2 separate regions of the Homo sapiens genome follow, and region 2 is linked to region 1. Evidence: read pairs that join two places in POLR2A ChIA-PET (ENCODE). Cell type or tissue: A673. All regions are shown on one strand. Each heading gives the region's core, and the rest is flanking DNA. Links, peaks and the distances in the headings are about the cores only. Region 1 overlaps SCAF8 (SR-related CTD associated factor 8). Region 2 overlaps SCAF8 (SR-related CTD associated factor 8).

Region 1 (2,913 bases), core at 268-2,767:
CTAAGAACTTAAGTTACAGAAGTCAACATACCGTATTTCTTCTCTTATAATATGCAAATAATTCATGAATTCAAATGCATTTTAATTTGGAAAAACTATATATATATTGTTTTGACCTAATAAACTTTGATAACAAAATTCTTGAATTAGAGTTTCTAGGTAAAGACTATAACTTAAATGCGTATCTCATCAATATGCGTATATAATTGCTTATATAGTTTAAGATGGGGCTTTTAGGCTGTGCGCGGTGGCTCATACCTGTAATCCCAGCACTTTGGGAGGTTGAGGTGGGAAGATCACTTGCTTCCAGGAGTTCACAAGTATCTCTCCATCATTCTTCTAACCTAACCTCCCATGGTCTAATAATAAAAGCTTTTTTTTTTTTTTTTTTTTTGAGACAAGGTCTCACTCTGTCATCCATGCTGGAGTGTAGTGGTGCGAACACAGTTCACTGTAGCCTCCACCTCCTGGGCTCAAGCCTCCTGAGTAGCTGGGACTACAGGTGTGTACCACCTCACCTGGCTACTTTCTTATTTTTTGTACAGACAGGGTGTCACTCTGTTCCTGGGCTGGTCTTGCACTCCTGCACCCAAGCAATCCTCCCACCTCAACCTCCCAAAGTGCTGGGATTACAGGTGTGAGCTACCATGCCCGGCCTAAAAGCTCTATCTTAAACTATATATGTAAGTTGTGTTTAAGTAATCTATAGTTTTTACCTGGAAAATCTAATTCAAGAAACTTTTTTTGTGTATCAGTAATTTATTAGGTCAGTACTTGCTTTGGCAGCACATACCCTAAAACTGGAATGATACAGAGATTAGCCTGGCTCTTGTGCAAGGATGACACACAAATTTGTGAAGTGTTCCATATTTAAAGAATAAAAATAATTTATTAGGTCAAAACAAAGTATTACAAATTCAATTAGCCTTTTAAATATAATTTCTAATGTCAAAATGGAGCCTACTGATTCTTAGGAGGGACAATGCAAATTTTCTGATGAAATGCTGATAATTATTAGAGAACTTTCATATAAAAACTGCAATGGAAATTTTACATTACTTTAAGAGTAATAATTCTTTTTTTTTTTTCACCTTTTTTTCTTTTTGAGACAAAGTAATTGCTCTGTTACCCAGGCTGGAGCACAGTGGTGTGATCTTGGCTCACTGCAACCTCTGCCTAACCAGGTTCAAACCATTCTCCTGCCTCAGCCTCCCGAGTAGCTGGAATTACAGACCTGTGCCACCACGTCTAGCTAATTTTTGTATTTTTAGTACAGATGGGATTTCACCATGTTGGCCAGGCTGGTCTCAAACTCCTGACCTCAAGTGATCTGCCCACCTTGGCCTCCCTAAGTGCTGGGATTACAGATGTGAGCCACCATGCCCGGCCATGGTTTTCAATTATTCTAAAGAAATTCAATATTTCTCTGTCAGTGCTGCTTCTCCCACCAATCTGCATCCTGAGAACAAGTTAGAAAATAAAATTCTCTGGCCCCTACCACAGACTGAGTAAAGCAAAAACAGTGGAGGCTGGGCCCAGCAATCTGCGCTTTAACAAGGCTATGCATGCTAAGGTCTCAGAACCACTGCTCTATGGTACTTAAATCTGGAAGAAACACAACTTAAATGATAATCTAAATAGAGTTCAAATATTAAAACAAAAATTCCTTACCAGGTGGTGGTTGTGAAGGGTTAAAACTTGCTCTTAAAAAAGGAGGTGGAGGGATTGGACTGAATCCAGGAGGAGGAACCGGCATCGACACAGGAAATGCTGGTGGGACTAAACTAACTGTAGGCACGGCTGGCGCCACTGGAATCTTTTGTGGATAGACAAAAAAGTTCACTCATCAGTTTATTCACCTGCATCTTGGAACAACTAAAGGCAAATTATTCTATTTCTCTTTCAGGATGGTAACAAATACTACTAAAAAGGGTTTTATGCCCCCTTTTTGTATACTTGCAAGTGAACCTACTTAGGGTAAAAACAAGGCAATGTTATTCAACAGATAGTTTTTACTTGGAGATTATGAATTTGATCTTACATTCAAGTGATGTAAACTAATGGTCACCTAGTTCAACACTGAATATTATGCTCCATTTTAAACTGCCATCTCCCACTCAGTAATACCTGTTATGCAACCTAACCACCATTAGGAAACATGTCAATGACAGCTTTAGAATGGCCTAAATTTCTCATAATTTATTTTCTAATCCTAGCATAAGTACCTTTTACTCACTCTAGGTAAAGTCGCAAGTATTCATCTGCACCACAGCTTTACCTCTCCTGTAAATTTCACATTACATCAAGTGTCTATTCAACATCCCAATTGTGCTGACAGAAAGATACTTCTACCTAACAACATGTATGAAACAACTGATTTTCCAGTCGTCCTTCCCAAAAGAACTCTTCTCACAGTCTTTCCCAGTCTCAGATAATGGTAACTCTATCTTTCCAATTTCTTGGACCAAAAACCTTGCCTCTGCTTTTGCTCATAATAACCCCAAATCCAATCGTACCAGGCAAAGTCCTGTTGGCTACAACACCTTCAAAATACACCTAGTATCTGACCATTTCTCATTACCTCCACTCTTTTCTCATTACCTCCAGTGCAATAGACACTCCAGAAGTCTATTCTGAGCCACCACCAGCTCTCATCTGGATTGCTACAACTGTCTTTTAACTGGTCTCCCTGCTCAAAGCTCACTACAGCCTATTCTCAAAATAGTAACCAGTGCAATCCTTTAAAACTGTAAGCCAGATCAAGTCACTCCTCTGCTCAAAATCCTCCAATGACTCCTCATCTTTCTCTCTCTCTTTTTGTCACATGTAAAGACCCACCATCCATCTCATTCCAAGTGAAAGCCAAAGTCCTTAGAGAGGACTGGCTTTATTCTAGCCCACTTAACACTCCTG
Region 2 (2,913 bases), core at 252-2,751, 88 kb after region 1:
GCACTTAAAAAATAAATTATTGAGCCTAAATCTCATTTAACTCGTGAGAAGAAAAATTTACCACATAATTCCTGCACAATTAAAGGATCTTCTGACATAGTAATTTTTAACACAGAAGTGAAAGGTCAACTCCTTTGAGAAATTATGGTAGGGAGGGTAGACATGACAAAAACAACTCATACATATCTTGCATGAAGTCTGGGATTTTCATAGCTGAAACTCATCCACAGTTTGCAGATTAAAAATCTGTATTATTGGGGTTTTCTTTTCTTTTTTTTTTTTTTGAAGCAGAGTCTCACACTGTTGCCCAAGCTAGAGTGCACTGGCTATTCACAGGTGCAGTAATTGCACTCTATAGCCTCGAACTCCTGGGCTCAACAGATCCTCCCACCTCAGCCTCCCAAGTAGCTAAGACTACAGACACACACCCACAATTCACAAAAATCTGTATTCCTAAAGTCTCTGGCATCTTCCTGGTTTTCAAACCAATGATCTCCACAAAATTAAAAGATGGGGGTGACAAAATTCAGTCTGGAAAAACCTGAGCCTTAGCAAGCCATAAAAGGTTAAGTATTTTGTATTTTAAACATTTAATTTGGGGCAGGCACCACGGCTTAGGCCTGTAATCCCAGCACTTTGGGAGGGGAGGTGGGCAGATCACCGGAGCTCAGGAGTTCATGACCAGCCAGGGCAACATGGCAAAACCCCATCTCTACAAAACAAAAACAATTAGCCCGGCGTGGTGACCTGTCAACAGCGAGTACCTGTCTCAATTTTTCTGATTCAGGGTCGCACTGTTGCCCGGGCCAGAGTGTAGTGGTGCAGCTCACTGCAGCCTCCACCTTCCTGGGTCATGAGATCCTCCCACCTCAGCACCTGCCCCCTCCTTTACACCCCCTTCACCCATGTTGGGACTACAGGCACATGCCACCGTGACCAGCTAATTTGTGTTGTTGTTGTTGTTTTGTAGAGATGGGGGTTTCGCCATGCTGGCCAGGCTAGCATGGAACTCCTGAGCTCAAGTCATCTGCCCACCTCGGCCTCCCAAAGGGATGGGATTACAGGCATGACCCATCGAGCCCAGCCTATTTTAAATATTTTAAGGTGAAGTATCAAAATATCTTGTTGACAAACGTTCCTGATTATTCTTAGAGCTAAATTTTGATTCCTTACAAAGCAAATGGAATTGACAATTCAATGTTTCAAAGATACCTTTAAATTTAGCAGAGAAGTTGTGATGGATTAAACCCAAAGATAAACACCTTTAAAAGCCAAACTATGAGCGTCGAAAACATCCTTTTCTCCTAATCCTGCAACTAGAATTCCTTTTTAATTTTTGTAATTTGTAACACATAATTTAATGGAAAACAATCATTACTGAACTACTTCTCAGCATATACTTATTTGCAATAACAATGTTTACTACACATCAGCAAATATTACAACATTCACAGAAACTGCATTCAAAATAAAAAACAGTATTATGTATTGTTTTGTGTTTAAAAAAAAAAGTATTTTTCTGAATCTTCTTCAAATATATTTCCCTTCCTCAACTCCCTGACTCTGTACTGCTATTTTTAAGCTAACTCCACTTTGAAACACGGTGAAGTTAGAGCATATAAATAAATAAGGAAGTTACAAGACTTAAGTTCTTTGAAATCCATATGGGGAAATGGGAGAGTGCTACATACACTAAAATGGGACTAAGACAAACCTCAAGTTCCTGTAAAATGAGAAAACAGGTGAAACACCTATCTACACATGTAAATGTTAGGCCCCCTTATCCTTAATTAATATTAAAACGAAAAACTGGAATTAACATTTCTTCCCTACTGTGACCAACCATAGTGCACTAACCACTTGTTTACATCTAATATTTGGGAGCTACTGTTTAAAACGTCATGGATGGGCCAGGCGCAGTGGCTCACGCCTGTAATCCCAGCACTTTGGGAGGCCGAGCCGGGTGGATCACCTGAGGTCAGGAGTTCGAGACCAGCCTGGCCAACGTGATGAAACCCCATCTCTACTAAAAATACAAAAAACTAGCTGGGCATGGCGGTGGGTGCCTGTAATCCCAGCTACTCCGGAGGCTGAAGCAGGAGAATTGCTTGAACCCAGGAGGTGGAGGTTGCATTGAGCCAAGATCTCGCCATTGCACTCCAGCCTGGGCAACAAGAGCAAAACTCCGTCTCCAAAAAAAAAAAAAAAAAAAAAGTCTTGGATGGCCCTTTGAGGGGGAGGACCACATTATTAGGAACCCCCCCAAAGACAGACACCCAACAAAGTGTGTGTGGGGAAGAGGGTGGCGGCGGGAATTAAATCCAATGAGGGCAAAAAACAAAACAAAACGAAATCCCCCAGGCGTGGTGGCTCACATCTGTCATCCCAGCACTTGGGATGCCAAGGTGAAAGGACCGCTTGGGCCCAGGAGTTCAAGAACAGCCTGGGCAACATAACAAGACCTCCTCTCTATAAAAAATAAAAATGACGGGCATGGTGACACTGGCCTGTAATCTCACCTACTTGGGGGGCTGAGGTGAGAGGAGGACCCCTTGGGCCCGGGAGGCAAAGGATGCAGTGAGCCAAGATCACACCACTGCACTCCAGCCTGGGTGACAGAATGACACTCCTCAAAAAAAGAAAGATAGCTATGAAAAAAAATGAAACACCAGGCGCAGTGGCACACGCCCATAATCTCAGCACTTTGGGAGGCCAAGGCGGGTGGATCACTTGAGGTCAGGAGTTTGAGAACAGCCTGGCCAACATGGTGAAACCCCATCTCTACTAAAAATACAAAAATTAGCGGGGCGTGGTGATGTGCGCCTGTAATCCCAGCTACTCGGGACACTGAGGCAGAAGAATCGCTTGAAACCGGGAGGTGGAGGCTACAGTGAGCTGAGATGGTGACACTCC

Evidence for each region. ChIA-PET counts read pairs that join two places held together with the same protein. Peaks named below come from ENCODE experiments on the same cell type or tissue, not always from the same donor. Only the 100,000 strongest peaks of a DNase experiment are listed, where the experiment ranks them.
Region 2: POLR2A ChIA-PET joins it to region 1 with 12 read pairs; 7 of 35 experiments call an interaction of 5 or more read pairs at or near these places.

What each region holds. Positions count from the first base shown.
Region 1 is chr6:154,823,137-154,826,049 of GRCh38, reverse strand. It overlaps SCAF8 (SR-related CTD associated factor 8), which reads right to left. Exons shown (of 20, transcript NM_014892.5): 17 at 1,672-1,816. It also overlaps the pseudogene RNU6-824P. Among named protein-coding and RNA genes, the nearest start is that of MIR1273C, 29 kb to the left of the region's middle. In A673, for the core only: no CTCF peak of the experiment used is centred there; a DNase peak (open chromatin) is centred at 1,759; H3K27ac peaks cover 990 bases.
Region 2 is chr6:154,735,567-154,738,479 of GRCh38, reverse strand. The region is part of intron 1 of SCAF8 (SR-related CTD associated factor 8); the gene reads right to left. Among named protein-coding and RNA genes, the nearest start is that of SCAF8, 3.6 kb to the right of the region's middle. In A673, for the core only: no CTCF peak of the experiment used is centred there; no DNase peak of the experiment used is centred there.